2 separate regions of the Mus musculus genome follow, and region 1 is linked to region 2. Evidence: chromatin loops called from intact Hi-C (ENCODE). Cell type or tissue: heart. All regions are shown on one strand. Each heading gives the region's core, and the rest is flanking DNA. Links, peaks and the distances in the headings are about the cores only.

Region 1 (8,337 bases), core at 217-8,216, 190 kb after region 2:
TTCCCCTTCTGAAACTGGTGTCCATATCAGCAGGTACCCCACGTGCCACAGCTATGTGTTTGTAAGTGTGCCTCCATCCTGCATCCCAGCCATGTAGAGAACATGGTAGTGTTTGGGATGGGACAGCCCATCCTCTCCTTGGGCCTGGGTTCTCAGTTGCTTTCATGTTCATAGATGTTTATTTGATTCCCCCCAAAGGAACCCAGGTGCATTTCTTACAGACCTCCAGAAATCTACCTCTTAGTTTACCTCCTCATTGAGGATTTTCCAGAAGCTGAAATGTCATTATGTTCATGACACCTCTGACACTCTGAAAGGAGTGCTCAGATGACATCCCAAAGTGTGCTTTCTCATAACTGACTAAATCAGATTTTGTATCCTAATAGAACCAAAAATGTCTGTAATGATGCTAGCATTTTCCACACATCGTATTTAATTACAGCCTGGGCACCTTATTATGTAGATGAATGTAACCCGTGTTTTTCTAGTCTCTCTATGTTGCCTAGAGAATTCCCTTTGTTTACAACAGTCCTAGCTTACGAGTTATGATTTGCTTCCAGACGGTCAGGCTGCAAGGGTAGAGTGGTGGTGTACGCAACCCAACCGTGCTACTAAAGGTCATGAGTCTGTTCTCAGGTGCAGGGTGTGGGATGAAGTGAACACTTGTCACTTAACACTTCAGCGAAGGCTCTTATGCACAAAGATTCTATTATGCTATTTGGTAGGAGAACCAGAGGATTTATTTTCCAGTGCTTTTGTCTAGATGATCTTGGTATGAACTTGACTGGCTGTGATCTGCTCTTACATTAGTTGAAGAGGAACGGTCTCAGTGCTGAGGACAGTCTCCCTGGGGACAGCCTCCCTTGAGAGGAGGCAGACGTGGGTGCAGACGAAGAGGCCAGGTTAATGTAGACCCGACTCTATCAAAGGGGTGGAGAGATGCCTCCGTGGATAAAGAGCTTGCTACCAAAGTGAGAACAGAGTTCAGATTCTCGGCAACTGTATGACAAGCTGAGTCGGCATAGTGGCCCACCAGTATTCCAGCACGCGGGACACTTGAGAAGTGGGCTAGCCAGACTAGCCCAATTGGAGAGTGCAGAGCAGTAGAGGAAAATGCCTGACATTAACTTTGACCTCCACAAGTATCCCACATATCTGGGTCTATGTACATTTATGCACGCGATCACATACGCACGGAAGAAAGTATTGGAAAAGGGAGACAAATCTAACCCAGTACAGACAGTCCCCAGTACAGTGGTAATGGATTCCTTCCAGGCAGACACCCAAATGTGAAGGGACACAGAAGGAACTCTTGGTCCTCATGTTCTATATATTAGGGAAGATCGGATCTGATGTTCACAGGTGGGTTTGGGCAACTAGGTCACAAGTTAGTTGTTTGTGTTACCTCACCAGCTGCACAGTTAAGTTACTAGAAACAGAAACTTGGCAACACTGATGCAAGTATAAAGGTCCCCAAAAAGAACAGTTCCCAAGGAAAACTAATAGGTAACAGTCTTGAAAGGACTCTCTGTCCTGAGCACTGGGAATATGGGCCAGGTGGGAGACTTGAGACTGTTCAGTGGAGCACAGCACACTTTGGAGATTGCAGTGGGTTTCTTCAATGTTGACTATCCAAAATGGATGCTACGACACTTCTCACACTTCTAAATTAGTGGATAATAAATGCATGCATTCATTTTCCTTTCTCCAAAAAATTAAAACTTATCAGTGCTAATAATTGTCATGCAATTACTAACTACCGGTGCTTTGGCTATCATCTATTTATCTGATGGCCATTCACTTTATAAGTTAAAGCATGAATGTACCAGGCTTCTGTCTCAAGACTTCATTCCCTCTGTCATCATATTCTACCCAACATACCAGTTCTTAGAGCTCTCCTGAAACAATGCTTGCCCCCCTGACACTGCCACAGTTCTCTAGCACATCCGTGACAAAACAGCCTGCACTCCAGCAAGCCAGGCTTCAGCACCCACTCCACCCCCAACAGCCCCCTTCCTTGGAAGGTTTTGATCCAGGACCTCAGTATGGAGCTCTGGCTGTCCTGGGATTCACTGTAGACTAGGGTGGGTTCAAATTCACTGAGATCCTCCTGCCTCTGCCTCCTGTGTGCTGGGGTTAAAGGTGTGCACCACCACATCCAGCCTTTAATAAGCCTGCTAAAAAAGCCAAATAAATAGTGAAATGATAAAAACTAAAATAAAATGTGTGTATGAGAGAGAGAGAGGCAGAGAGAGACAGAGATTGAGAGTTACTCAGTAAGGCTACATTGGAAAGAGGGAAAGAGGTCCAGTTATTTAAGTCCATCTTTTGAGTCCTAACATGAAGCTTAGGATTAAATATCGAGATCTATGCATAATTAAGCAGTTTGGTCAAGATGTCATGTCTCTGTTCCAGTCTCTCCTCAAGGAAGTCTGACAAAGCTACTGCGTGAGGTTTATTTCAGGTGCAGTGGTTTGAATAGTTTGACCTCTATAAACTCCTGTGTTTAAATGCTTGGCTCACAGGGAGTGACACTATTAGGAGGTGTGTCCTTGTTGAAAGAGGTGTGTCCTCGTGGGAGGAAGTGTGTCACGGTCAGGGCAGGCTTTGGGGTCTCATGCTCAAGCTCCACCGAGTGAGGAAGAGACAGTCTCCTCTTGGCTGCCTTTGGATCAGGATGTCAGACTCCTCTAGCACCATGTCTGCCTGCACACTACCATGCTTCCTGCCGTGATGATAATGGACTGAACCTCTGAAACTGTAAGCCAGCCCCAAGTAAATGTTGTCCTTTATAAGAGTTGCCTTGGTCCTGCCGTTGTCCTCACAGCAGTGAAACCCTTACTAAGACATCAGGAGACAGTTTCCTTGTCTGACTGGACCTGTGTAATCCATAAGGAATAAACTTCAGCCGTACATTTCCTACACTCCGCTCTCTGACTTGGTGAGTTCTTGCTGGCTCATGGTATTAGTTACTTCTCTGCTGCTGTGACAAAACGCCATGTCACTATCCACTTACTGAAGATCTTATTTGAGGTCATAGTTCTACAGGGTTAGGCCCCCTCATGGTGGCTGGAACTGGACGCTGAGAGCTATCGAGGACTCGTATCTTGAACTCCAAGCATGAAACAGTGAACTGGAATTGGCCCACGGCTTTGAAACTTCAAAGCTTGCTCCCTTCCCTGAACAGGGTTCTCAACTGGGGACCAAGTGTTCGTACATTTGAGCCTGTGAGGGGTGTTTGCATTCAAACCACCACACTTGCCTTTACCTTTTATAGGCAGATGGCTCACATTTCTACCTCTAGGACAGACTCCTCTCACCCCCAGAATATAGCTGGCAGTGTGTCCTGTTCACTTGAGTCTCGACTTGACATTAAAGGTCAAGTTCTTGTTTCTCCTTAAGCCTCCAGTTTCTTGGGCCAAGACACTTGGAATCTTTGAAAACTTCTTTCTTTTTGCCATTTTTCAAAACTTGCCCTCTACAATTGGTTTTGGTATATTCAAAGAGCTGTGCGGCCACCACCTCTAATTTCCAGATGTGGTCACCATCCCAGGTGAAGTCGCCTATGCTATAGCAGTTACTCATTTTCCCTTCCCCGCCCCTTAGCAACTCCAGGGAATCCTGTGGCTCTGGAGCCTGTCTCTATAGGCAACCGGTGTGCAGCGGGTCTGGGGAAGCAAGCGTGCGTTGCAGCCCCAGATTAAGGCTGGGTGGGAGGACTTAGCTTGATGTTTTCTCTTGTCTCTTACCTCAGCAAAGTAGCTTAAATGTTTAGACAAATGGTTCTCAAAGAGGGTGTCCTGGAGGCCCTTCCACATTTATTTACACAGTACTTTCCAGAGGCTCTATGAAGAGCGCCCCCTGGTGGCCACTAATGCAGTGTATCCTAGCATAGTCTGGTGTTTAGAAATGTCCAGAATTCATGTGGATATTAAAATGTACATTTTTAGAAATTGACTTGTTTTTCGCTTGCTTTTTTTCCAGTTATGCCTGTTATATCTACAAACCCATCATCCCAATAAGTGGTTCTCTAAAAATTTCCCAAACAAGTTAAAATACAAAATAGCCCTGTAATTGCTGTGTTGTTTTGAATATGAAGTGCTTACCACAGACTCGTATGGCGAACACTTTGTTCCCAGCTTGTGCTGTTCTGGGAGGCTGGGGGAAGCTTTGGGAGGTAGAATCAGCTTGAAGGATAAAGGTCTCTGGGCATAGATCCTTGCAGTGTCCTACCCCAGGCCCCTTCTCTCTGCTTCTGTCCGCCACGGCATGAACAGCTTCTGTAGCTCTCCTGCCACCAGCAGGACCAGAAACTCAGAGCCAAGCCACCAAGGACTGACCCTCTGAAGCTGTGAGCTAAATAGTATTTACAAAAAGTAATTAGGGTAGTTAGAAACTGCAGGCATGTGCTGGCTGGGACACTGCTCAGATGATGGTCACAATGAAAAGGAGGTCTGAGAAGCCATGCGTGGAGGCACATACCTGTGAGACCCAGCATTTGGGAAGCGGAGGTATTAAAATGGCCAGGGTGGGCAACATACTATGGTACATGGCAACTTCATACAACTTATGTGTCAATTAAGAAAACAAAGATGAGGTGGCCAACACTAAATGAACTCCTTTTGTGGGGGAGGAGTGAGCTTTTTGTTTTCTTCCTTTCCTTACTGGGTTTTTTGTTTGTTTGTTTTTGCATTATTTTCCCTTTGAGAGAGATAGAAGATGAGACTGGGTAAGTAGAGAGGTGGGGAGGATGTGGGAGGAGCTGAGGGAGGGGAAAGAATATGATCAAAATATATTGTATGAAAACATTTGATTAAAAAAAGATAAAAAGATGAAATTCTAGGAAACTTACCCTTTCTTTCTCTCATTTTCTATTTAGATCAGTTTGTGAATCTATTCCCCCCCCCCAAAAAAAAAACAAGGTATGGTCCAGAGGCCAGACGGTACTCATTGACATTTCTAGATTCTTGTGTCCCAGAATAAAGAATTTGATGAGCAACACAAGGGTAGTGGTAGAAAGAGAGATAAGTTTATTGAGGAAAAAAGGAGGGGCATTTGTGAGGATGGAAGTGGGTTAGAGAACTGGGCCAGGTCCATGGCTCCAAAGCCTGTGGCCATAAGACTCCTGGTCATGTATATGTCGTTGACCTGGGATCCACTTCATCCCTCACTCAGAGATCACAGGAATTCTCTAGAAAGCACATACACTATTTTTTCACAGGTAGACCTGTGCAAAGAGGTTCCAGTTTGTGCCAGCTGACTTCTTTTGTGTTAATTTTTTAAGAATAAAAATGTCAAATATTTGTGTGTAATGTGTGTGCTTCTTTGTGAGGATAATTGTGGCTACACACATTCCAGGACGCACTGGAGATCAAAGAACGATTTCAATCTCCTAGTTGGCCAAGGGGCTTCCAGACAGTCTTCTGTGCCTGCATCTCATCTCTTGCTAGAAGCACTAGAATTACGGATGGGTGCTGCTGAGCCCATCTTTATGTGGGTCTGTGTGTGGCTTATGAAGATTTGATCTCAAGTTTTCATGTTACATAACAAGCACATCTTCTCAGCCTTCTTATATTAATCTTGATCCCTCTTTTCCCACCCTTATTGTCTTAGTCCATAAACTAATATGCAAAAAATTATCTGAAACGATGTTTAATCTTTATATGCCATCTTGACTGGGTGGTGGGTGCTTTGGATGTGTCAGTGAAACATTTGTGGATGATATTAACATTTGGCTAATTTTTCCCAGGGAAGTAGATTTCCTACTCCAGAGTGTATGGGCTTCATCCAAACACTGATGAACTGAAAGAGGGAGAGGGGGAGGGAGGGAGAAAAGAGCCAAGTAAAGGAGACTTTCCTCTCTCTGCCTGACTCTTTTAGAACTGGGGTAGAGCTAGTCTTCCTTTGGACTTGGATTCAACTGAACTGACATCATTGACACTCTTGATTCTCAGCCTTTGGACGAAGATTGGGACTATACTTGGGTGTCCTAGGCCTTCAGCTTACTGACGACAGACCTTGGCAAATCTCAGTCTGTATGATCATATGAACTAGTTTTTCATAAAAAGCCACTCTGTCTGTCTGTCTGTCTGTCTGTCTGTCTGTATCTATCTATCTATCTATCTATCTATCTATCTATCTATCATCTATCTATCTATCTATCTATCTATCTATCTATCTATCTATCTATCAATCATATACCTGCCTACCTATCTATCATCTACCTTTCCACTTGGGTTTGTTTCACTGGAAACCCCAGAGTTATGTTTTTCATTTTCTTGTTGTTGATTTTTTTAAATCTACCTGATCTGACTTCAGCTTTATGCTGCCTGTTTCTAGTTGCCATATGGCAACTCCAATTCCAGTTTGCCTGGCACTGAACCCCAGACATCCCAGAGAATCCAAATCTGAAGTCAGAGCTTACAGTCTTCTTACTGATTTTCATCATTAGTTACTGCTGAGATGCTCATTGCCTTAAATTACATGACCTCTACCTGGTGGAGGGATACTATTGGCACAAAAGTGGCTTAAAACCATGGGCCCTTCCCTTCTTAGATCTTGTGACTTTCCCATGGTTTTCAAGGGGACAGGATGTAGTCTTCATTGCTCAGATATGTATCTATCCAATGGAGTTCATTATTAACATGTTAATTTTCCAAAAATGGATCTACAGTTCAATTCAGTGCCATCAAATTTCTAGAAAAAAATGGAGAAATCAGTGTACTAGTACTTGGGAGGCAGAGGCAGGGAGAGCTCCATGCTTGGCTAGCCTGTTCTATGAAGTAAGTTCCAGGATAACCAGGGCCACACGGAGAAACCCTGTCTTAAAAAAAGAAGAAGAAGAAGAAGAAAACAACAACCACAACCACAACAAATCCCAAGGAAACAACTCCCCAAAACAAAACAAAAAGAAAGAAAATTAATATATTATTTGATTTTTAGAGTTGTTGAGGAAACCTGTATAAATCAATGGATCAGAATTCAAAGTAGAATATATATATATATATATATTTTTTTTTTCCATATATCCCATATATGGCCAAAGTTTGATTAGAAAAAATTCTAAAAAAATTGAGATATATAAGTTCTGTGATCATATAGAGTATGCCTTAAATTGGACAGAATTATTTTTGTATATAAGTACACAGTAGTGGCCGTCTTCAGACACACCAGAAGAGGGCATCAGATCCCAATATAGATGGTTGTGAGCCACCAAGTGGTTGCTGGGAATTGAACTCAGGTACCTCTGGAATAGAAGTCAGTGCTCTTAACTGTTGAGTCATCTCTCCAGCACTCTCCCCGACCCCTTTCCTTGCCCCAGCAGAAACTCTTATAAAGGAAAATATTTAATTGGGGCCAGCTTCAGAGTTCAGAGGTTTAGACCACTGTGGTCATGGTGGAAAACATGGCAGCATGCAGGCAGACAAGGTGTTGGAGAGGTAGCTGAGAGTTCTACATCTGAATTGGCAAGCAGCAGGAAGAGAGAGTGACCCTGGCCCTGGCTTGAGCATGTGAAACCTCAAAGCCCACCCCCAGTGACATATTTCCTCTAGCAAGGCCACACCTACTCCCAAAAGGCCACGTCTCCCAATAGGGCCACTTCCTATGAGCCTGTGGGGACAATTTTCATTCAGACTACCATAGTGGCTGAGATTGAGCCTAGACAGAAGCCAGCAAGCCACATTCCCGGGTGATCTCTGTTTCAGTTACTTACAGGTTCCTATTTCAAGCCCCCTGCTTTGTCTTCTCATGATAATGGAATGTAACTCTGTAAGCCAAATAGCTGCTACCCCATTCCAAGTTGCTTTTCACCATGGTACTTATTACAAAAACAGAAAACAAACTAAAATACCCTCCTTAGGTAGCTTTTTGTGTGTGTGTAGAGAAGCAAAACATAAGTAAACTAATAATACATTGTGCTAATGAAAGTGAAAAGACAGCTGGATGTGGTGGTGTGTGCTTTTAGTTCCCGCACTCAGGAGGCAGAGGTGGGCGGATCTTTGTGAGTTCAAGGCCAACCTATTCTACAGAGTGAGCTCCAGGATGGCCAGCCAGGATTGTTAAACAGAGAGCTCTGTCTTGAAAAAAAGAACAAAAGAAAGTGAAAAAAAAACAATAAAGGAAAAGATACAGACTCTTATGAATATGGACATGGATGTGGGCAGGTAATGGAGACTTCTGCCCATGACACAATAGTCTGGAAAAGTTTATTCAGTCTATGGCACCTGAAGGACATAGAAGACAGTCCAGGCAGTAACGAAAGGATAATCCAAAAGGAGGGATAAGCAAGGGCAGAGTCCTGAGCTAGAACACATCTCCTCCTGGCTTGTAGCCTGA
Region 2 (8,337 bases), core at 260-8,259:
TGTAAAGCTTCACAGGCTCTCTCTGATTTGTACCACTTGGGAGTTCTTCTGTTATCCACAGTTGTCGATAATCTGCAAAAAGAGGCAAACAGTGTAACAACCTACACAAAGTAATGATGGTGAAGCAAACATGCCTCGGGTTCTGTTTGTTTTCCCACTGTATCGTTGCTATGTCCTTGTGCCCTCCTGTTCCCTGCTTGCCCCGTCCTTTACCTGTTAAACCCGGAGCCCTTTGCGAGGTTGTCTGCTGAACTGGGGCTGTAAGAAGTTCCTAAGTGCCCTTTCAGAAGAAACCTGAGAGAATGAAGGCATAGCCCTTTTCCCAACCCTGGTATGGCCGCCTCATCTATGGGGCCTTCCATAGCTGAAACCCACTGAAAGCAAGTTCTAAACTCACGTGTCCAGGCAGGATCGGAAAGTCCATCTGGATAGGATGACTGTGTGGTAGGTTGTCATATGGTCGAGATACTCACACTCCCTCACTGGGAGAAGTTTACATCCCTGCTCTCTGGGCTTCTGCATACTGGGGCATTCATTGCCTTGCTGGGGGCATTAAAATGAGTAGATACACTGTGCCACTTTAGAGCTGGTACTGGAAGAGTCAGAGGTCTTGTAGTGATATGGGCAATGCTATGGATTCTTAAGGGGGAAACAGAGAGCAGACATGTACCCAGTCCATAATGGGCGAGTAGTATCTGAAAATAAAATTGGGGTTTTAAAAGCCATGGAGACCTAAGTTTAATTTAGCTTTCAAAATATTTGTGTTGTACCTGTATCAGAGGGAGAGCCGGAAGTCTGTTCTCTTCCCATGTAGGTCCAGGGGTCAAACTTGGGTTATCAGGTTTGATGGCAAGCACTTTTGCCTGCTGAGCCATCTTGTTGGCTCTGGGTTAGTCTATGACTGCAAGATGGCGTAGCCTAAGTGGACGAAGGGAGCTGAGCCGAGCAGTGTGTCTTGTCATCCAGCTATTGATTTAGCAAACCTCATTACATTCCAAGCATACAAAAGTAAATAGACTTTTGCCCTTGATGTCCCCAGCTGTCTGGAGAACATGTGTGATTAGAACTATTAGAACTAACCCATTCACTGAGAGAGAGAGAGAGAGGGGGAGGGAGGGAGGGAGGGAGGGGGGGGGAGAGAGAGAGAAGAGAAGAGAAGAGAAGAGAAGAGAAGAGAAAAGAGGGAGGGAGGGAGAGAGAATAGCAGTAACTAACGCTTAGCTAAGGAAGAATTGATATTTGAGCTGAGGTTTGCTAGGAGGAGTCCAGGCAGATGTAGTAGTAGGGTGTGCAGGGAGGGGGTCTGAGTGCATGACTGGCCAGGTGGAGGCCGCCTCAGCAGCCTGGGGGACAGGTGAGGCGGAATGGAAAAGACCTTGGAGTTTGCTGGTGGGAGACAGTGTAGAGGGCCAGAAACTATGCCATATTTACATGACAGTAAGTGACTCTGCCACTGACATGAGCTAAGGAGTTGAGTTGGAGGGGGTAGTTAGGCTGCAACAGGAGGGAAAAAGGGTACATGCTCCAGTGGAGACGTGAGGAGAAGATGAGAAAATGGCTGTAAGCTTGAGGCAAGAGGGAAAGATGCTCTGTTGCGAAGTAGCAAGCTACCGCTCCTAGCCTGTTGCCGCCACTAGCAGAGTGTGGCCTGTGGTGGCCCCATCATTCCCTTTCCTCAGATAAACCTGTACAAGGTGTATATTTAACATTTCAGAAATTTAAATACTGCATCGGCCAAGCAGCAGAGCCTTGTGGGCCAATTTTAAGTTAGGCAAGATAAAGGAACGAGGGTCATCTGGTGACTAGACCAGTCTGAGATAGGGGTTAGGTTTTGTGTGTTACAGATGGGGAGACAATCAAAAACTGTCAGGCCTTAGAATTCTGGGTAATATGTGTGCCAGAGAGCACTTTTTTTTTCGTTTTGTTTTGTTTTATTTGGGGGTGGGGCGGGGTTCGAGACAGGGTTTCTCTGTGTAGCCCTGGCTGTCCTGAAACTCGCTCTGTAGACAAGGCTGGCCTCGAGCTCAGAAAGCCACTTGCCTCTGCCTCCCAGGTGCTGGGATTAAAGGCGTGCGCCACCACTGCCTGGGCACAGAGCACTGTATGCTTCAATCACTGGTTTGTCCCACTACTGTTCAGCTGGGTATATCTACCCTACTTCACTCTGATGCAGGCTGGCTTTGACCTCTGTAGCAATGGTCTTGGTTCAGCCTCCCACAACACACTCCTGTTTCATACTAATTTTAAGCCATGAACCTATGAGCATCCCAGTAATGAAGTAGCAACCATCGCCAGACTTGAGGAAACCAATTTAAATCGTGTATGCACAGAATGCACTTGGAGACACTCGAAATGCAGGCTGTCTGATGCCAGCAGTTGGCCATGATCCAGTGATAACCTGACTCGTGACGAACCTGAATGGTAAGTTCAGCCAAGCCTGGCCACTCAGTAAATGGTTAAAGAAACCTCACTTAGAGACTACTCAGCTCTTCTCCCTCATTTTGACTCCCATTATCCAGGTCTTGACCACATAGCCCAGCTACTTTGAGTCTTAGTTAAGATGAGAAAAAAAATGGGATACAGAGCTATATGCCACATGAGCTGAGAAGGAACTAACCCGTTGGGTTTCTCCTGCATCAGTCTTTTCTCTTGGCCAGGGCTCTGGCGTTGGTGCCTTTCACAGGCCTGGAAAGCCTCCAAGCAGAGAGATTGTCTCACATCTGATCATGGACTTTCTCTATCCCACCATCTAAGGTGATGGAAGAACAGAGTTTTCTAACAAGGAGTGATCAGGAATGAAGAGATGAACTGCTGAATTCAGATCTAGGAGGCTAGAGCAGCTGCTGTCTTCAGAGAGATCGTCTACATACACAGTCTAGCTATATCTATTGTAACATCATTAAGAATAGCATTGCATACTCATATATATATAATAAATATTTAAAAAAAGAATAGCATTCCAGATGACTGGACACAGGGACAGCAGGACAAACAGACTACCCTGAAAACATTGGTCATAGGACTTTTCACAGTATTGAGCCAACATGGTGAGTAGGAGGAAGGACAACATTGCTTCGACCTGAGAGCCATTTTCTCTCTCAGCGTATTTAAACTTGCCCTCTATTCGCTCACTTACTTGTTTGGCTCTCCTTGTCTTAGTTGGTCTGCCCGTCTTCGGTTTAACTTGAGGAACTGGTACATTGCCACAAGAGACGTCCTGCCTAAAATTTTATCAATGTTGGTATTTGCAAGTTTTGTCAAGAAAACGAGGACTCTGAAAATAATAGCCACGTAGAAGTCTGAGCCGTTCCATACATCCTTCAAAAAACACAGAAACGAATAAAAGCAGGATGACATTATTTAATTCATTTATAGCCACACAATACTGCAAATTCCTGTTTCATTTGAGTGAAATGAGTGAAATACCTGAATCAGGACCAGCTCTGTTGCTCTTGTGGAAGACTTACAGGAGAAAAACCCATAGAAACAAAGATACCAGGAAATCTAAGGCATCAGACTTGCCCTAGCACTGACCCAAAAGGTACTGTTCATTAAGGAATATATTTCAGGAGGCTGGGCCTGTAGCTCTCTTTGAAGATGGTTGTATACTATGGTCGAAGTGGTGTTTGAAGTTAATAAACAATAATATAAAAAAAGAAATGTATTTCAGCGCACCAACAGAAGAGGGTGCTGTTCAGCAAAGCTCCATCATTGCTGTAGAAACACCTCGGGCAGGAACATACAACATCTTGAGATGGAGCAGAAAAAGCAGCCACGAGCCACACAAAATTATTCTTGCAGTGTGTGTGTGTGTGTGTGTGTGTGTGTGTGTGTGTGTGTAGTTGCCACTGCTCACGTGTAGAAGTCTGAGGACAGCCTGTGGTTCTCTCATTTTACCATGTGTATCCTTGAAATCAAAGAGGAACTTGGCAGTATCTTTATCCCCAGTCATCTTTCCAATAACCTACAAATTACTTTTAAAAGGAAATAGATTGGGAATCTAAGTCCTATAGCTGATAAAGAATATCCAAGACCTAACTTCTGAGCAGAGGGAACTGTAGTACACCCTCACTCCAGCATGGACAACATGGGTCAAACAGAATCAGGAGCAACAGCAGAGACGTACGTGCAGAACAGCACCATTCAGAAATTCAGTCCTGAGCAGAACACAGGGAAAAACCATAAGAGTTGAACGAGGAGCGTGAACTGAGACAAGGGTCCTGAGAAAGAATTTACAGGGATGTGATAGAGTCCAGATTCAACAGGACATACAAAGATGATGTGGACATAGAGGATGCAAACTCATAGGATTAAAACAGAATGGTAAAAAGAAGAAATGTTCAGAGAGAAAACAGCTATAGGGGATGGAGAGGGCCCAACACATTCATAAACGAATCCCCCAGAGGAAAACAAAACTGTGACTCAAGACCAACATTCTAATTTATAATGCACCATAGCTTATAAAAATAGGTTTCAGAATCCTGAACATGTATGTATATATCTATAAAGCATGTTCTGGAAAGTCAAGATTTAACTCAGAGTGCTTAGCTTTAAGACATTCTTCAAGCAACAGGAACATGTGAGCATCTGTGCAGAAAGTCCAAGCAACTCATAATAGGCAAGACAACGAGGGGATAATACTGAAGAACAGAAGCATCCAGCTCGCTGGCCCTCATTGTCAGGGATATGGATAAGGAGTCTTCAATACACAACACATATTCTGATGCATGGTCCTCATGTTGGACTCTGTTACTCACTACTCATAACACACAACTACATACTCCTGCTGTTAATACATCATCTAAACCAGGGTGGAATGAATAGGAGGGAAGACAGCCAGAACTGTGGTGTGTATACACTTTATTTAACTTGAGACTAAAATAAAAGTAGGCATAGAGCAGTAGAAGTGGTGTGCAAAAGAAGAAAATGAGAAAGAAGCAAAACAGGAGAGTACGCTAAGCAACTCAGTTGCTGTCTTAGGGTGAACAGGTACCATAACCAAGGCAACTCTTATAAGGACAACATTTTGTTGGGGCTGGCTTACAGGTTCAGAGGTTCTGTCTATTATTATCAAGATGGGAGTATGGCAGCATCCAAGCAGGCATGGGACTGGAAGAACTGAGAGTTCTACATCTTCATCTGAAAGCTACTAGAAGACTAGCTTCCAGGCAGGGTCTTAAAGTCCACGCCCACAGTGACACACCTACTCCAACAATGCCACACCTCTTAATAGTGCCACTCCCTGGGCAAAGCATATTCAAACCACCACAGTTGCTATGTAGGAAATAGGTGAGATTGGAAGGGTTTTGTTTAAAGTTGACAAATGAGCTAGTTCAAGCCTCAGTAAAAACAAGATAATCAGCTCCCTTCATGCCAGGATGGTTTTGCAGGGGGAGGAGAGGCAGTTAGTGGGACTGGCTGGAAAAGACAACACTGCATTAGCAGGGAAGCAAAGGGCTTAGATCAGTCACCAGGGTGGAGGTTTCTTTCCCTTCTCGTTTTAAAGATTGAACTATGGGGATGAACTCTAGCGCTCTCAATACACTCTTTGTCATTGTCATTAACAATCAACCTACCAAGAGAGTCATCTTTGAGCCACTTTCCCAAATTTGTGCCCCCAAACGTGCGAATTTTTGTTATCTTTTTATAGAGTTGCAAGGGATTGGGGTTCAGAGGCAACTTCAGTGAAGGGCCTGGAAGAGAAGGAGTATGTGTGAAGGAATTTTTAATATAAGAATTTTGCTGTTAAATACAGAATTTCTCTCAGTGGTCAACAAAGGGATGGATGAAATAGCTCCCAGAACTTTATAACATGGAAACTGGCTCCACAGTGTGTTGAGAATTGTGCTGGCTTTGGGTAGGTGATCTCAGGTCAAGAAGCTGTGTGAGAGTTATAAGAGCAGAAAATAGATGCAGCCAGCAAAGCCTTTGCCAAAGAGTGACTCACTAGTGGGGAGCTGCTCTCCAAATCTAAAGTTAAGAAAAGACATAAACAGTCACAATCTTTACCGTCACTGTCATTCTCATGGCTCAAGTGACTCGGTGTTCTGATTCCGAAATGCTTCTGAAGGGAAATTAAAAGAGGGGGAGGGAAGGAAGAAATAGGAAAAAAATTCCTGAAACCACAAATAAGAAAAGAAGTCCAAGAATAACATCTAGTGAAGTTGGGGCTGAAAATCTTGAAGAATGGCCTTAGTCCCTTCTGTCTGTTGTCCATCTGGAAGAGACTCCTCTACCAAAAGACAGATTCCTAGCAAGGGAAAACTCTTCCTAAAGCCAATGACAAGACAAGACAAAAATGGCAGGAGTGGGTGGAGGACAGAGGGTGCGGTCCATTTGATGCCCAGCCTTTCCTGCAGAGATGACTCTGCGTTGCTGGGCCTCACAGGGATAGTAGAGGAAGAGGACATTACTGACTCCCGGGATGCAGATCAAGGGCCCATTCCAGACACAGTGAGAGTCTTCAACATTAGAGGCCAGCGACTCAGAGAGCACAGGACACAAGAGTGTCAAGTGACAAAGGATGGATGGAAGGGGGAAAGAGCGAGCTGAATGAAATAAAAATTTAAACTGATCATAGACACAAGTCCAGATGGAAAAGAGAAAAGGAAGAGAAGGTTAAAATCATATCTGACTGCCAAAAGAAAGACATCAGAAGAAATTTAGAAGATAAATAAAAAAAACAAACAAAAAGTGAGGAAAGTGGGTATCTTAGTTAGGGTTTCCATTGCTATGAAGAGACATCATGACCAAGGCAACTCTTAAAAAGGACAACACTTAATTGGGGCTGGCTTACAGGTTCAGAGGTTCAGTCCATAATCATCATGGCGGGAAGCACAGTAGCAGCCATGCAGCCATGGTGCTAGAGGAGCTGAGAGTTCTACCTCTTGATATGAAGGCAGCCAGGAGGAGAATGGATTCTATACTGGGTATAGCTTGAGCATGTATATGACCTCAAAGCCCCACCTCTACAGTGACACACTTTCTCCAACAAGACCACACCTCCTCCAATAAGGTCACACTGTCTGGTAGTGAGTGCTACTCTCCATGGGCCAAGCATTCAAACACATGAGTCTGTGGGGGCCAAACCTATTCAAGCCGCCACAAGGGGGAGAATCAAAAGAGAAATCTAAGAGTGAAGATGAGGTCCAAAAATAAAGAAGGGGTTGTAAAAAAATGATAAAGAAAAGTCTGATTCAGAAGGAAAAGATCAGGAAGGGAGCAGAAGCCGGGAGAAGATGCACAGACTCCAAATGTAGTGCACATGAGCCCAGCCAAAGCAGAGGATAGCTGTAGAGAGCATGGTCCAGTCAAAAGCCAATATGAAGCAGTGGAGCAAGGGTTCTCACAGAGTAGGCACAGAAACAGGAGAGTGTGATCTAGAAGTCATGAAAGAGAGCTCGGTAGAAGCCAGGAGTACAGCATAGAGAGGAATACAAGAGAAGAGGAAGGCCATGAAGCTGAGAGAGAACACAGGAAAATGGAAAAGATAAGAGAGATTCACATAGCTCAGAGGAAAAAGTCAAAGCAGAAACAGAGGGAAGAAAGCAATCAAGAAAATAAGAATTCATACAGAAATGAAAATTCTGAGGGTGAAAAAGAGAAGGTATTCTAAAGACCCTGTCCATGTAAGATCAAATAGTAGCAGGGGGGAAAAACTGATAGAGAGCAAAGCCAAAAATTATATTAGTTACTTTCCTGTTGCTGTGCTATTAGATTCCATGACAAATGCTACTTAGGAGAGAAAAATGGTTTATTTCGACTTACAGTTGTGGAGGTGTCATCCACCATGGAGGGGCAGTCAAGGCAGCCGGAGCTTGTAACAGCTGGTAACATTGCATCTACAGTCAGGAAGCAGAGAGAGATGGATATCTATGTTCGGTTCATTTGCTCCTTTGCACAGGGGCTAGGATTTCGGCCTAGAGAATGATACCACCCACAGTGGCCCAGTCTTCCCACTCTATTAACCTAATCAAGATAATCCCCAAGTCTCCAAATGGGTCTAGATCTTATCAAGTTAGCCATTGAGATCAAATATCAAAAGTATGAAAAATAAAAGTAAACAGTCAAGACAACAAATTGAAGTTCTCCATACTAGAAAGCAAGGAGGCTGAGAAGGGCAAGTCCTGAGTAAAAAAAAGATAAAAAATCAGAGGGTCAAGAAAATGACATGTCCATGAAAAGAAAAGAAAAGAAAAGAGAAGAAAAGAAAAGAAAAGAAAAGAAAGGAGAAGAGAAGAGAAGAGAAGAGAAGAGAAGAGAAGAGAAAAGAAAAGAAAAGAAAAGAAAAGAAAAGAAAAGAAAAGAAAAGAAAAGAAAAGAAAAGAAAAAAGAAAA

What was found. Peaks named below come from ENCODE experiments on the same cell type or tissue, not always from the same donor. Only the 100,000 strongest peaks of a DNase experiment are listed, where the experiment ranks them.
Region 1: a loop joins it to region 2, with 2.3 times the contacts of the local background. A loop is called at or near these places in 7 of 42 quality-filtered maps.

Annotation. Positions count from the first base shown.
Region 1 is chr4:101,660,706-101,669,042 of GRCm38, forward strand. No RefSeq gene overlaps it. Among named protein-coding and RNA genes, the nearest start is that of Leprot, 17 kb to the left of the region's middle. In heart, for the core only: CTCF peaks have their summits at 3,873 (motif pointing left) and 4,074; no DNase peak of the experiment used is centred there.
Region 2 is chr4:101,467,048-101,475,384 of GRCm38, forward strand. It overlaps Ak4 (adenylate kinase 4), which reads left to right. Exons shown (of 5, transcript NM_009647.5): 5 at 1-724. Among named protein-coding and RNA genes, the nearest start is that of Ak4, 52 kb to the left of the region's middle. In heart, for the core only: a CTCF peak has its summit at 3,684 (motif pointing right); no DNase peak of the experiment used is centred there.